Linked DNA regions of Homo sapiens: region 2 is linked to region 1. A link is a loop called in an ENCODE intact Hi-C map of the cell type or tissue named here. Cell type or tissue: ascending aorta. All regions are shown on one strand.

Region 1 (8,000 bases):
GCTTGTTCCAATTGTGACAAAGCTTTAAATCAGTAATGCCCCCAAATTACTGAATGTAGCTGGATATACTTAAAAGTAGCCAGACTATTTTTCCCTTTATGAGAACTAAATTCAGTTATCAAAAAAGTTACATTTTTGTATATCTGATTTTTGAAAATGTATAACATTACATGCATGATTTAACCTGTATTTTCAGACATTTCTTTGTATACCTGTCCCATCTCCATACACTTTAATACTTGGAATTTGACTTTGGCCCACTGGCACCACATCCCCTTACAATCTTCTCTAATGAAAGGTGAGTTTTGGCCAGTCCTCCCTCAAGGGAAGCGTTCCCTAACCACCCCTCCTCCTCCTTCTTCCTTTAAACACTCTCACAGAAGCTTCTCATCATAGCATTTATTGTACATGATTACCTATTTCATTATCTGTGATTATCTCACCTACTGAACTGTAAGATCCATGTCTTTTTTTATTGCTTCTATCTCCAGGATCAATAATGGTGCCTGTCCTAAAATTGGTATGCAGTAGAATCTAGCAGATTCTCTATTTACGAACATTCAACTCACAAACTTCACAGATATATACAAGCTCCTCTGGAAGACCAGAGTGCATCAAATCTAAACAGCAACAATATTATGGCCTAATCTCTATTACAAATACAGTTAACTTATAACTAACATAAACAGGTGGCTTTCCTTGGAACACACCCCACTCCGCTGCCTCAAAGGATTACTACTGGGACCACCCTTTGGCAAAATAAGCCCTATCTTCTTCTGTTGATGTCTTTCCTGATCTTCAAGGCCCAATCTAAAAGCTTCACCATTCTATATCTTATTTCAGGAGAAAATTCAGCTCCACTTGGGATAGTTCAATGAGACTATTCATTTTAAACGTTCTTGATTTTGATTTACTTTTTGCTTTCCCAATTATAGGCAGACTTGGGGAGAAAGTTGACCAATATAAAGACAGGGAGAAAAGAGAAGCCTCAACATAAAAGTGAAGTCTTGGGAGGGTGAGGAATGCTGGTTAAGCTATAACATGTTTGGAGAGATGGTGGAGACCAGCAGGGTAGTCCCTTGCCTTGTAAGTTCCTGGTGGGGTGGCTTTACTTGCTGCTAGCATTCCATGCCCTTCTTAAAGCAGCAGCCTAGGGGCTTCCACATGCCTTGTTTGGTTTTCCTCAAACACTGAGTGTCTGGAATACATCAGACACCCAAGACAGAGTGGAAAGGCATAGACTGTCCTCAAAGAAGATGAACAACGAAATGGATGACCGCAATCTGATGTGAGACAAATGTCAGGGCAAAGCGTGGGTAGAAAGAGAGCAGCACACTTGTAATCCCAGCAGTTTGGGAGGCCAAGGCAGGTGGATCAAAAGGTCAGGAGATCAAGATCATCCTGGCCAACATGGTAAAACCCCGTCTCTACTAAAAATACAAAAATTAGCTGGGCGTGGTGGTGCATGCCTGTAATCCCAGCTACTTGGGAGGCTGAGGCAGGAGAATCACTTGAACCTGGGAGATGGAGGTTGCAGTGAGCCGAGATCATGCCACTGCACTCCAACCTGGGTGACAGAACAAGACTCCGTCTCAAAAAAAAAAAAAAAAAAAAGCAAAAGCAGCACCCAGCCTGAGGAGGCTGAAGCCGTAGGAGAGAGAAGGGCAAGGAAACGGGAGAGGTGAGCATTCACGGTGGGGATGGGAAGGGAAGAAGCTCAGTGCCTCCTCCAGAACTAAGAGCCAATACATAATGACTAAAGCCGAAAATCTACAAACAGAAATACATGTGGCTAATTTGGAGAACTGGAAGTAAATTTCAAAATGACCAGTTCAGAGGTAGTGAGACATCTGGGGAGGGGAGAAGTGAAAGGGAAAGGGGCTGATGCTTTTCATAATAAACCCTACAAAACTCGGGTGTCATGGAGTCATGGATAAAACAAAACAAAACAAAAGAGGGAAAACATTAATTGAAACCTTATTTGAAAGCTACATAATTTCCATCATATGGAAATGTCATATTTTTAAGCAATTTCCTACTGTTGAATATTTGTTTCTATTTGTTCCTAATATAAAAAAGGCTGGTTGAATAGATTTATCCATGGATCTTGCTCTGCATCTCTGTCTATCTCCTCTGGGTAGATACCCCTTCCAGGGCAGAAGGTCCAGAAAAGCCATGCCCTTTCACCATAACCCACGGCTCCCTCTCATTAGAACCAACGAAACAGCCTGGAGGACAAAGACCTTCATGAACAATAATACATTTAATTAGTTTCATTATACACTTATTAGTAAAATTATACATGTTGATTACTAGTTTAATTTTATGGATGCATCTAATTTTTAACTAGCCCATCCCACCCAACCTCAGACCCCAAGGGAAAGGGAAAGAAAAGCAAGCCAAAAGTGTGACCAGCAGTCCGAAGGAGTGTCAGTGTTCCTGGGCCCAGGCCAAAGCAGGCCTGTCAGGGATGACTGGACATGTGCTGCTGAGGGTTACAGCCATCCTGAGAGCCCAGTCTTGCCAGAGTTGGGAGCAGAAATGCAGTCCAGCCCAGCAAAGAGACACAGCCCAACCCAGCAAACAGGAACTTGGCCCCCAAAGCCAGAGCTGTGCTCATATTTCACTGCCACAATCTCCATCAATATAACTGCTGATCTGGAAGCTGTGAATGTTTGTAAGCTCTGGATACATAATGTCAATCCACCTTCCAGAGTTCTGGTGCTGCTACTTTGTATAATTGTTGTTGCGCCAAAAATGATACAAACACAATATTGACCTCTAGATTCTTGCAAGCGAATGTATGAATGTATAATGGTCTTCTTCTAGACGGATTTCAGGAAAATGGTAAGGTATTGCCCTGAGCTATGAATTATAAATTGTGAAGCAGGTAAAGTCATATCCCTCACGTCTTGTCTTTGTTTCTGGAGTCGGTCCTGTACTGTCCAGCACAACAACCACCAGCCCCATGGGGCTACTAAACACTTGACATGTGTCTAGTCCACATGGAGATGCGCTGCAAGTGGAAAGTACACACCGGATTTCAAAGATCAGTGCAACAAAAACACTGAAAATGTCTCATTAATTTTTTATATTGATTACATGTTGAAATTACAATATTTTGAATATGTTAGGTTAATAAAAATACATTTGTAAAATTATTTTCACTTGTTTCTTTACACTTGTCTTAATGTGACCACTAGAAAATTTGAAATCATATATGTGGCTCACACTTGTAGCTTGCATTATTTTTCTATTGAACAGCATTGCTCTGTAGAGAAGTAAGCGTTTTTCAATTCAACCCAGAGGGCTGTGGGCCAAGGCTTACTTCACAGTGGGTTTCCTAATCTGTGCCTTTCGGTGTTGCTAGCCCTGAGCCTACTACCTCTGGCAATTTTCAAGGAAGGCTACAAGGAAAGGCAAGCTGCTTACCGTTGAATCCCCCTGTTCCAGCTGCACGGATAGAGAACTGTATTTTCGGGGCATTGCCAGTAGAGGGCATTCTTACCACACTTAAGACCAAAAAACTGGAAAACTAACGAATACAGATTGTCTTTAATACATTCTGGATTGTTAGTTAATTAAGAGATAGATTGACTGAACTAAGAAAATAAAATTAATTCAAGAGTGGGAGAATTTCTTTAAAATTTGCAGATGAAACTGGTATTTGGGGATTGATCCAATGACCAAAAAAAAAAAAAAACCATTAAAAGGAGCAACAGTATTTGAACTGCTTTTATTTTTTTCTAAAACCCTTTGAATCACAATTTTTAAAATAATTTTAATTCCTTTGTCAGACCACTAGACACAGAAGAGTGAAATTCTTAAATTTTCTGAGGTAATTACTTTATTTATAAAGGAGCTTTATCCTGTCATTTGTACAGAATATTTATAACAAAAGGTTGACCTGGAAGTCAATATTTCACGTTGTGTCAGAATGCTCTTCATGGCAGTTACTCATCTGAAGCTAACTGTCTCTAGATACTGCTTCTCCTTGGAACCATTTAGTAATATTTGGATCATGAATTAGCTTCAGTTCATGTTGCCATTGCTCAGGGTTCTTGATTGCTGACTGGTATCCTTGTCAGAAGAGGGAAATTTTGGCTGGCGCTGGTGGCTCATGCCTGTAATCCCAGCACTTTGGGAGGCTGAGGCGGGTGGATCACCTGATGTCAGGAGTTCAAGACCAGCCTGGCCAACTTGGGAAAACCCCGTCTCTACTAAAAATACAAAAATTAGCTGGTCATGGTGGTGCATGCCTGTAGTCCCAGCCACTCAGGAGGCTGAGGCAGGAGAATCAATTAAACCAGGGAGGTGAAGGTTGCAGTGAGCCAAGATCGCACCTCTGCACTCCAGCCTGGGTGACAGAGTAAGATTCTGTCTCAAAAAAAAAAAAAAAAAAAAAAAAAAAGAGGGAAATTTGGGCACAGAGACTCAGACACAGAGGGAGAACATGATGTGATGACGATGGAGGCAGAGATGGAGTGATTTGTCTGTAAGCCAAGGAGAACCAAGGGTTGCCAGCCACCACCGGAAACTAGAATTAGGCCAGGCAGGATCCTTCACTAGAGCCTTCAGAGGGAGCATTGCCCTGATTTTCAGACTTCCAGATTCCAGGACAGTGACAGGATATATTTCTGTTGGTTTTTGTTTGGTTGGTTTTATTTTTAAGACAGGGTCTTGCTCTGTCACCCAGACTGGAGTGCAGTGATGCAATCATGGCTCACTGCAGCCTCAAACCCCTAGGCTCAAGCTATCCCCCCTTCTCAGCCTTCCAAGTAGCTAGGACTACAGGCATATACCATGCCAGACAAGTTTATTTTCTTTTTTTAAAATCTACTTTTTGTAGAGACAGAGTTTCACCATGCTGTGGAGGCTGGGGGTCTCAAACTCCCAGGCTCAAGCAATCCTCCTGCCTTCACCTCCCAAAGTGCTGGAATTGCAGGCATGAACCACCATGCCCCAGGCTCCATTTCTGTTGTTTGAAGCCATTCTGTTGGTGTTACATTGTTACAGCAGCAATCCAGACACAATTTTCTGTTTTCAGAGCTAAAACATTTGATAAGATTTCTTTAAAATTATTTTTTAAATTTCTTTCAATCCATCACAGAAATATTTCAGAAAAAAAAGAGCTAGGAAACCTATTTGTTTAGATTTATTCACATAAGTATGCGCATTAATTTGAAAATAAATGCTTATATAAAATTATATAAGATTGGTCAGGGGCTGTGGCTCAGGCATATAATCCTAGCACCTTAGGAGGCCAAGGTGGAAGGATTGCTGGAGGCCAGGAGTCCAAGACCAGCTTGGGCAACATGGTGAGACTCTCATCGCTACAAAAAAATAAATAATTAGCCAGGCATCATGGCACATGCCTGTGGTCCCAGCTACCTGAAAGGCTGAGGTGAGATTGCTGGAGCCCAGGAATTTGAGGCTGCAGTGAGCTATGATGGCAGTGCTGCACTCCAGCGTGGGTTACTGAGCGAGATCCTGTCTCTTTAAAAAAAAAAATTACATAAGATTAATAAATTACAGAGATAGGCCAGGCGCAGTGGCTCACGCCTGTAATCCCAACACTTTGGGAGGCCGAGGCGGGCAGATTGCCTGAGCTCAGGAGTTCGAGACCAGCTTGGGCAACACAGTGAAACCCTGTCTCTACTAAAATACAAAAAATTAGCCAGGCATGGCAGCGTGCACCTGTAGTCCCAGCTACTTGGGAGGCTGAGGCACAAGAATCGCTTGAACCTGGGAGGCAGAGGTTGCAGGAGACAAGATCGCACCACTGCACTCCAGCCTGGGAGACAGAGCGAGACTCCATTGCAAAAAATAAATAAATAAATGAATAAAATAAATAAAAATAAATTACAGAGATAAATATATCCCAATCCCAACTTGTCATATACATATTTCTTCATCAAGAACCTGCGGCCTCTCAGTATCGTCACATGCTGCATCTTAGCTGTCACACTAACCGTATGATATTGACATTAACTGGTGATGAAACGGGACTTAATGTCGCTATGTGGTCTAGCCAGGCTCAGGCATCCAGTACCTGATACCTGCTTTTCTTCTCTGGGTTAGAGTAAAAAGAATGTCCACAGCAGAGATGAGCTTATGAATTGATTGGAAAATAATTTTCTTTAAAACTTCTCTAGGGAAGAATCTCCACAGACCACATTCTTGGCACCATCCTGCCACCCACCTTGGCCCCATCCTGCCACCCACCTTGGCCCCTGCCTTTCTGCTCTTGAAAAGCCCAGCTTCTCCTCTCCCACTACCGAGAGGCAGCTCAGTAATGAATTCCTCTTAGTAGCCAGCCCAGCCCAGCCCAAAACAGTCTCTTCTCCTTCCTGAAGTTCCTGCTTGTAACACTACTCGCCGTTATTACACAGGATTGTGTATTGCTTATTTCTCCATATGTGAATAGATTGTAAGCTCTTTGAAAATAGGGATCATGCCCTACACAGGGAGTTCCCTGTGAAACTGTGAAAGCTGGAAACACCACGAATGAATGCTCATTTCTGAGTGCCAACAAGAAGTCCCAGGTCCGAGAATAGCAAATGACAGGTGCTCCAAATGGGATAAATGAACTAATCTAAAGTTGATTCCAAAAGCAAGCACTGCATGACATGGAAAGGGTTTATAACTTTGCACGTTATAAGGGTCACTGGTGGTGCACAGGAGATGAAGGGCAGTGGCCACTGTTGGCAGAAACCCGCATGCTGTTCTGTTTTCCTAAAATAAAAAGGAAGCATTGGCCAGGCGCAGTGGCTCACACCTTTAATCCCAGCACTTTGGGAGACCAAGGTGGGCAGATCACCTGAGGTCAGGAGTTCAAGACCAGCCTGGCTAACATGGTGAAACGCCATCTCTACTAAAAATGCAAAAATTAGCCAGGTGTGATGGCGGGCACCTGTAGTCCCAGCTACTCCGGAGGCTGAGGCAGGAGAATGGCATGAACCTGGGAGGCGGAGCTTGCAGTGAACTGAGATAGCACCAATGAACTCCAGCCTGGGTGACAGAGCAAGACTCTGTCTCAAAATAAAATAAAATAAAATAAAATAAAATAAAATAAAATAAGAAAAAGGAAGCATCCAACAGTATCCACGATGTGGTAAAAATGCAGAAACACAGAGCAGTGGGGGCGTGATGTGCTGGGGATGCTGGTGAAAAAGAGGAGCCCGAAAAGAAGGATGGAGAAAAACACCAAGCAGAGGAGCAGCTTTACTCAATCGGTAGAATATCCCTAACTTGGAGCCTATCAGAGCTGACCCGACTACATGGAGAAGCCTTGGGCATTAAGTGTCAGAATTCACTGCAAGATCTGAGTGAGAGACCTTACAAAGGTAACATTCAATACCTTTGTAAAGTACTGGGCTCCATTAATAAGTTTCCCTACAATTTCATACCTGACAGTCTACATTACATAAGATAGCATTATGCTGTGTCTGCCGCAGTGATGCCCTAGAAACAGGAGACTGTTATACGGTCTACTTTATTTTCCCATAGGAATAATGCTACACCTTGGCATCAAGTAGTTCATAGAGGTAAAAATAAAAAGCACCACCAGTTACTGAGTGTCTGCTATGAGCCAGGTAATTGCCTGTTCTTGAGTCTCACTTCAAAATCTCTAATACTTTCTGTTATACCATGGAGTCTCAAGAGGCAGGCATAAAAGCATAGGTGCAACTTTAAGCATCCACAGTAATTTCAAGTGATATAATTATTTTCTGCTTCAAGGGACTGATTTAAAGCAGCAAGATAACTTAGAGGTGATGTAGCTTTTTCTCTTCACTGACAAGCAAACTAAAGACAAAAGAGAGAAGCTAAGTGACCTTCCCAAAGTCAAAAGGTAAGGCAGTGGGATAGCTGAGTATAGAACTGAAGTCTTCTGATTCCATCAGACTCCTTTCATCCAAACCCCTTCCTTTACTCTCTGAGAAAGGCACCAAAGCTGTTGAGTGGAAGAGGCAGGCTTAGAACTTAGGACTTCTGGACTC
Region 2 (8,000 bases), 96 kb after region 1:
CGTGAGTTTCTGGGCAGTCGATGTCAGTCTTTATGTGGGCTGCCTAATGACCACTCGTTGGATTTTTTGTGGTGTTTTTCTCTGGTCTATGCACAGCAGAGGGCAAGGCTGGGGGAGACAAGGTTTTTATAAGTCACTATCTCAAAAACAAGTGGAAGCGAGTTTCTGGCTCATCTGCCTTACTACCTGGCCCCGATCCAGAGCTATTTATGAGCATGGCTGGGCCGTGAAGCTGCATGCCCTGGCAATGCCCGGTGGATGGGCTGTCCCACACCCTAATTGTGCTGGAATGGAACCCACAAAGACATCTCACTTTCACGACTGCACTTTCCAGGATGGCTGGCCTGGATCTTCTGCTTGCAGGCCTGTGCGTGCTTCTCCTTCCCCTTGAAGCTCCCCTTAAAGCCCTCAAAACTGTGCTTCACTGAAGGAACCAGGGCGAAAAAGGGCTGCATAAGATGAGACTCTGGGCTACTGTTTTTATTTTTTTGTTGTTTTTTTGTTGTTTTTTTTTTTGGGATGGAGTCTCCCTCTTGTCACCCAGGCTGGAGTACAGTGGCACGATCTCAACTCACTGCAACTTCCGCCTCCTGGGCTCAAGCAATTCTCCTGCCTCAGCCTCCCAAGTAGTTGGGATTATAGGCACCCGCCACCACACCCAGCTAATTTTTGCATGTTTACTAAAGACAGGGTTTCACCATGTTAGCCAGACTGGTCTCGAACTCCTGACCTCAGGTGATCCACCCCCTCCCCTCGGCCTCCCAAAATGTTGGGATTACAGGTGTGAGCCACTGCCCCCGGCCCCTGGGCTACTCTTAAAGGCCGTCACATTAGGCAGTGGTGTTGATTTTTAGCCTAGGGTACCCTTCTGAAGATGTGCAGTGGCTGATCTATCAGCTGCCTCTCCACTTCCAGATCCCTTAGGTGTTTCCTAGGGACAAAAAAGTGAGCCAATACCAAATAAAAATCATGGCAAAGAGATTTTCATGGTAGGAACCATTGCTCTTAGAGTTGCTAATTAGCAGGGCAAGATAAGCATGTGCAGCAGGGCTGTGGCTGAGCAGTCTGTGGGAGGGGGTGTCCTGGCCAACAGCAGAAGAATCTGCTGGAATTGTTGGGGGTGTGTGTATGAGTGGGGTCGTGAAGCGTGAAGTGTGCAGGCATGGTGGTGAGGCACACAAGTGTAACAACCTGCTCCAAGTGTCAGATTTAGAGGAGCCACATAGAGTTTCAGATAAGGCAGAGGGCTTTCCCTATGTGAATGCAGGTTGAGGTTGTCCACAGGGGAGGTACTTGGCTGGTCTGACTTGGAGGTTCTACCCAGTGGTTCTTGTTGGTTCAGTGGAGGAGGAAGTGACTCTTGACCTCCTAATGTGCAGAGGCCGGTTATACAGGGAGCTCTGGAATAAGCAGACTTCTCAGGGACAGTTCTGGACTGGGTTTGGAGTAGGGCACAAGAAAGGGATAGGGCAGCAGATTTTAATGACCCCAATGTATTTTGTGGATGAAATCAACACAAGAGTATCAGAAGCAGTCTGAAGGAAAAACAGATGTACAGTCTGGTGAAGAAAGGAGGGGCAGACTGGTCCCATTGCCTTGATAAAGGGCTTGGATGCTGTGCAGTGCGTGTGGGAACTGGACTCTTTTTAAAACACTGCCCTCGTCGGACGGCTCCCAGGGCCTCTGTCTGGGCAGCAGGAGTGGAAGACACTGCAAAGGAGGTGACTTGCCATACTTTAGGGCCAGCTGTTTTCTGGGGTCCAGGTTAGGGTGAGCTTTTTGCCTACATTCTGGAATCATCATGGAGAGGGGTTTCTCAATGCAATTGGTGTAGTTCCCCGCCTAACAGAATCACCCCATTGTTCTCACCGCTTTTTGGGAATCAGGGCAGCCAGTGCAGGTTGGCAGTGTAGGACCTCAGTGTGTCTTGTTTACTGAAGGTACACGTGTTGTTTTGAAATGCAGGTGAAGCCATATAATGTCTACATCACAGTTGCTTACCCACCAGACACAGACACACCTGGCTTTGCCGAAGAAAACAGAACAAAGGTCAGTATCCTACATGTCCCAATTTGAACCTCTAATGTTTACTGCTTTTCTGATTTTCTTTCTACTCTTCAGCTCACACTCGTTTTCACCAATCAACAATGTTTGTTGGGTAGAGTGCCTAGCTGGTTTCTGATGACCTTGAGATTCTCCAGGCAAATATTCCTTCTTTCCTTCCTCTTTTCCCTCACTTTATTTTCTTAAAGTTTAAATTTCTACCAGATTTTTTCTCTATAGAGACAGGGCCTCACTCTGCCATCCAGGCTGGAGTGCAGTGGTACAATCGTGGCTAACTGCATCCTCAAACTCTCAGGCTCAAGCAATCCTCCTGCCTCAGCCACCTGAGTAGCTGGGCCTACAGGCATGTGCCACCACACCTAGCTAATTTTTAATTTTTTTGTAGAGATGGAGTCTCACTATGTCGCCCAGGCTGGTGTCAAACTCCTGGCCTCAAGTGATCCTCCCTCCTCAGCCTCCCAGGTGCTGAGATTATAGGCATGAGCCATTGTACCCAGCCATTTCCAGCACATTTTTATCAAAGAAGTATGTCACACAGTTTTAGAGTCCAATATCAATCCTTTGCCTCATCTCTCCCATTCCCAATTCCTACTCCCTAGAGGTAGCCATTTATTTTAACTAACATGTTTATACTGCTTTTTTTTTTTTTAAGATTTAGAAATTATTTATTGACTTTCTACCGTGGAAGATAAAATTTAAGACCAGGCCAGGCACAGTGTGGCTCATGCCTGTAATCCCAGCACTTTGGGAGGCCTAGGCAAGAAGATCACTTGAGGCCAGGAGTTCAAGACCAGCCTGGGCAACATAACAAAACCCTGTCTCTACAAAAAATTTAAAAATTAGCCAGGCATGGTGGCACATGCTTGTAGTTCCAGCTACTCAGGAGGCTGAGGTGGGAGGATCATTTGAGCCAGGGAGGTTGAGGCTGCAGTGAGCCATGATTGTAGTACTGCATTTCGACCTGGGTGACAGAGCGAGAACCAATATCTAAAAAAAAAAAAAATTAAAATTAAAAATAAAAAAATAAAAATTTAAGGCCAGCCATGGTGTCTCACACCTGTAATCCCAGTACTTTGGGAGGCCATGGCAGGAGGATTGATTGAGCCCAGGAGTTCGAGACCAGCCTAGGCAACATAGCAAGACCCTTTCCCTACAAAAAAATAAGCAAAATTAGAATTGTTCCAGCTACTCAGGAGGCTAAGGTGGAAGGATAGTGTATTAGTCCGTTCTTGCATTACTATAAATAAATGCCTGAGATTGGGTAATTTACACGTAAAAGAGGTTTAATTTGCTCACAGTTCCACAGGCTGTACAGTCTGCTGCTTCTGGGGAGGCCTCAGGAAACTTACAGTCTTAGGTAAAGGGAAAGCAGGTACGTCTTACGTGGTCGGAGCAGGAGGAAGAGAGAGAGGGGAGGTGCCACACACTTTTAAACAACCAGATCTCGTGAGAACTCACTCAGTATCACGAGAATAGCAAGAGGGAAATCCACCCCCATGATCCAGTGACCTCCCACCAGGTCCCTCCTCCAACATTGGGGATTGTAGTTGGACCTGAGATTTGCATGGGGACACAGATCCGAACCATATCAGATAGTTTGAGCCTAGGACGTCGAGGCTGCAGTGAGCCAAGATTGCGCCACTGCACTCCAGCCTGGGCAATAGAGTAAGACTTGTTTCAAAACAAAAACATTAAGACTCATATCTGTTCCCCATTCCCTGTGTACTCCTCCCATCTCTTTAGTTAAATCAGGTTTAGTGCTCATATTAATATTATGCACACTTGGACCATTCTATAGTGACATTTCCTTTCTTGCCTTTTCATTTGCTTAGCTTTGTAATTATCTATAACTAATTCAGTCCCAGATTCAAACAGAACTGAGATTCTCCTTTTGATCCATGTGAGCACATTGGACATTCTATTAGATTCATTCTTTTTTCCTCAGACATTTCTCCTGGGGTCGTCCCCGTTCCTGGTCTGTTCTAGTTCTGCCACCCAGCGGTGGTGTCAGGACTTGTCTTCACCTCACACTGCACGTTCCCTTCTCCCCTCCCTTTGACGGAGCCCATGACTCTCACTTTTTTGGTTTATCTGCTCATTTTGGTGGAGCTATAATATTTTCCACCAATTTTCTGAGAAAGGGCACATCAGAGGTAATATTGTTTTAGAAACAACATGTCTGAAAATGCCTTTATTTTTATTTTAACCTTTTTTTTTTTTTTTTTTGTGATAGAGTCTTGCTCTGTCACCCATGCTGGAGTGCAGTGGTGCAATGTTGGCTCACTGCAACCTCTGCCTCCTGGGTTCAAGAGATTCTCGTGCCTCAGCCTCCTGAGTAGCTGGGATTACAGGTGCGTGCCACCAAGCCCGGCTGATTTTTTGTATTTTTTTTTAGTAGAGACGGGGTTTCACCATGTTGGCCAGGCTGGTCTCCAACTCCTGGCCCACTCTGGCCTCCCAAAGTGCTGGGATTACAGGCATAAGCCACTGTGCCTGGCCATTTTTCTTTATTCTTATGTATTGTTTTGTTAAGTACAGATTTCTAGTTTGGAAATAATGTTTCCTCAGATTTCTGTGAGCATTTATTGATTTCCAGCTTCCAGAATTTCTGTGGAATCCAGTGCTATTTTGATTCCCAACCTTTTGTATAGAACCTGTTTTTCCATTTATTTTTGGAAACCTTGTGTCCCTTTTTATCCTTATTTAATGGATTTTGGCATGAAATCTTCTCATTTCATATGAGCCCTTTTATTTTATCAACTTTTGTTCTGGGACATTTTATTATATTACTCCTTTTATCACTTCTTTCTTCCCAAAGTATTTCAAGTGTTCATTCTCTCTGGAGCATTTATTATTCAGATTTTTGAACTTTCTGGACTGATCCTCTAATTTCCTTCTATTTTCTCTCTCTTTTTTTTTTTAATCTCTTGGGCCTTTTGTTCTCCCTTCTAGGTTTTTATTCGCTTTATCCTTAAACCTTTTTGTTGAAATCTTTATTTCTACTGGGTTACATAAAAATTACTTTAGATCTCTTTTCTCTGAATATTTAAAACAGTTTTTAAAAATAGCTTCTTGCCTTATTTCATGGATTTCATATTTTCTCTTATGTCTAAGGATATTCACTCTGGATGTTTAGCCTTGTTTTTTTGTTGCTGTTGTTTTGTTTGAAAATTTCTTCTATATCTTGTATTATTTATTTCCTCCTACTTTCTTTTTCTCTGTTGTTGTTTTTTCCGGCTTCCTGAAATGTCTGTTGATCCTTGATTGTCCATATTTAAGAGTGATGCACTAAAATGCCAATTGTAAATCTCTAGCTTCTCAGCTGTTTACTATAGGATGATCAGGAGGGGATGCAGCCACTTCATTAGAAGATTCTCATATGCCAGCATCTGCTCACTTTTCTCATGGTTTGATCAGTTTCCCTACTGAGGAATCATGTCTTCTTCTGCCTTTGGGAGAGTAAGACTTGCTGTCTGTGTTGTGGGAGGCAAGCAGGGCAGGAGGGCTGGGGAGCTCACCACCTACGTGCCAACTTTTGCTTAATTTTTCTGTTTCTACAAAGTGCCTTATAACTACTCTTAGTGGTGAGAATTAAGAATCTGGTTAGTAAATTGCTAATCTTTTGCCATCGTAGAGGAGATGACTTGGGGTCTGATGATTTGAGTCTCCATTGCACTTATCACAGCTTATAACAGAAGCTTCTCATAGCACTTAAAACAGACATATCTTTTATATAAAATGACTGCCAGTCATCCTGAGCTGAATATAAGCTTCACACTTTTTCAATGGAATATTCCCTTTGCCTTGACACATAGTAGTTGCTTTTTTGAGCAAATGAATAGGTGAAGCGGGAAGAAAGGAATTAATCAGAACTTACCACCTTGAACTGTGGCCAATTTTAGTTTTATATATTTTTTTCTCTTTTATACGAATACTTTGTAAATGTGAATCTCTGCAGCATAAAAATTGGCACTTAAACTCCCTAGACTGTATATTTGTAGAAAGATGTTTGTGATTTAGGTTTTTTCCCCCTATTCTTTTCTCTTTGGCTCTGCCTTTTTAAAAATTACTGCTATTTCAAAGAAGTAAATTTAAGCCAAATGTCCTGTCTTAGAATAAGCAGAGATCTTCTAAGCAGCTTTGCAACATTCGGTATGCAGTCTTTTAGTTTGAAGCCAGAGCTGACAAAGGGTGGTGATTTCCCTGTTAAGGTTTGATTCTGATGTTGATTAAGTTGGGGTTTTTTCAGTAAAATTTTGGGCAGACTTGTTGGGGGTAAATACAATTCTACATTGATGTGTGGGCCCTTTAGGGGGCGCCATAGTACTTTAGAATCTTATGTGTATTTAGTGTGGTTATGCCAGCCTGGGGGTCTGGAAGAATGAATCGTGGCTCCTTCAAAACAGCCTTTCTCTTAAGAAAGGTTCATAAGAAATACTTGATCTTTATGAAATACTTTACTTTCCTATTTTAAGAAAATATAATCTGGTTTTTATTTTCTTTAATTCCTTCAAGCTTACGTGGTAAAGTTTACAGTCTCATGCAGTTTAAGGCTTTTGTTTGACACTTCTACTTGAAATTATTTGACACTTCTAATTGAAACTAACTGAAATAATTTTTGAGCACACATATGCAAGACATCGCAAAGAAAAGCCAAAGATAAATAATTTCTTACAAAAAAGGCCCTGCCCACAAGAAACTTAGGAGGTAAAATGCAAATGCACAAGTAGCTATAATGTGTATTAAAACAGAAATGTTCACAGAAGAAAGAGAGAGGTTACTGCCAGTTAGGTATTTAGGGAAGGCTTTTTGAGTTAGGTAAGAGTTGAGATGGACCTTTTGAGGAAGAAAAGGCTAAGATTTGGGGTCTGCAGCTCCAGCCTGGTAACTAGCATGCAGCCCATCTAGGGACCACTCAGGGTTATCTCCTAAGTGGCTCCTTCTGTTTCAGTGTCCTGTGCATTTGCCTCCTCAGCAAGTCCTTTAAGAAGCATCTGCAGTTGTTGAATGGGGGCTGGGTTGCGACTGTCCCTGCCTTGGGCGCCAGGTTCATCCCCAGGGATCAGCCCTCTGCTGACCTGGGAATATGGTCAGAATGGAGTTGCTGGTCTTGGGAGCAGGCTTGCTCTGGACACAGGTCTAGCCTCTACAGAAAAGCACCATCATTCAGGTGTCCGGCCAGCACTGAGGAGTCAAAGGGGGTCTTTCTGAACTTGTATCCAGTGATGTGTTCTCACTCTAGCTTTGATGGTCCTCAGTGGAGCCAAGACTCCGTATGTTCTAAGAGAATGGCAAAGGCCTCCTTGTCTTGTGTTAGCTACTGGGTAGAATTTTACGTAGTAACTAGGTAGACACTGATTTAGAATCCAGATGGACCTTATTCTAGAAATAGGAATCTGCCCAAAGGTAGAAAATTGGAATTATTTGTAAATCAGGAGGCTGTAAGAATAATTTATTTTTAATGTAATGGGCAATCATGATATTGTTATGTACATGTTTTTCCACTTTTAGCCTTTGGAGACTCGACTTATTTCAGAGACCACATCTGTGTGCAAACCAGAACAGGTGGCCAAACAAATTGTTAAAGATGCCATAGTAAGTAAAATCCTTGTTTTCTGTACTATTTGTGTTTGTAGTACTATATTTCTGAAAAGATATTTGTCCAAGGACTTACTTCAAAACATCAATTATTAGAATTTTTTAGTCTGTCAGATTTGTCATATCTAATATTGGACTCAACTTTTCTTCTTTTAGACGCTTTATTGACTCCATATTAGTGAGTAGCCTCCTGAAAACTGATTGTATACCTTAATCTGAGGAACAGGTTTACTAGAAGGATGTCTGGAAACACCGGTTCTTTAAAAAGAAAATGAGACTTTCCTATGAGTGTAAACGATATATACTATGTCCCATATACACCTGGCTGCTTTCTCTCC

Evidence for each region. A loop is a pair of places that touch in the nucleus more often than their neighbours do. Peaks named below come from ENCODE experiments on the same cell type or tissue, not always from the same donor. Only the 100,000 strongest peaks of a DNase experiment are listed, where the experiment ranks them.
Region 2: a loop joins it to region 1, with 4 times the contacts of the local background. A loop is called at or near these places in 69 of 110 quality-filtered maps.

The regions. Positions count from the first base shown.
Region 1 is chr18:63,434,926-63,442,925 of GRCh38, reverse strand. No RefSeq gene overlaps it. Among named protein-coding and RNA genes, the nearest start is that of VPS4B, 16 kb to the right of the region's middle. In ascending aorta, a CTCF peak has its summit at 3,479 (motif pointing right); DNase peaks (open chromatin) are centred at 2,450, 3,465 and 4,515; H3K27ac peaks cover 1,524 bases.
Region 2 is chr18:63,338,459-63,346,458 of GRCh38, reverse strand. KDSR (3-ketodihydrosphingosine reductase) reads left to right here. Exons shown (of 10, transcript NM_002035.4): 7 at 1,966-2,049; 8 at 7,576-7,659. Among named protein-coding and RNA genes, the nearest start is that of BCL2, 23 kb to the right of the region's middle. In ascending aorta, CTCF peaks have their summits at 4,054 (motif pointing left) and 6,354 (motif pointing right); no DNase peak of the experiment used is centred here.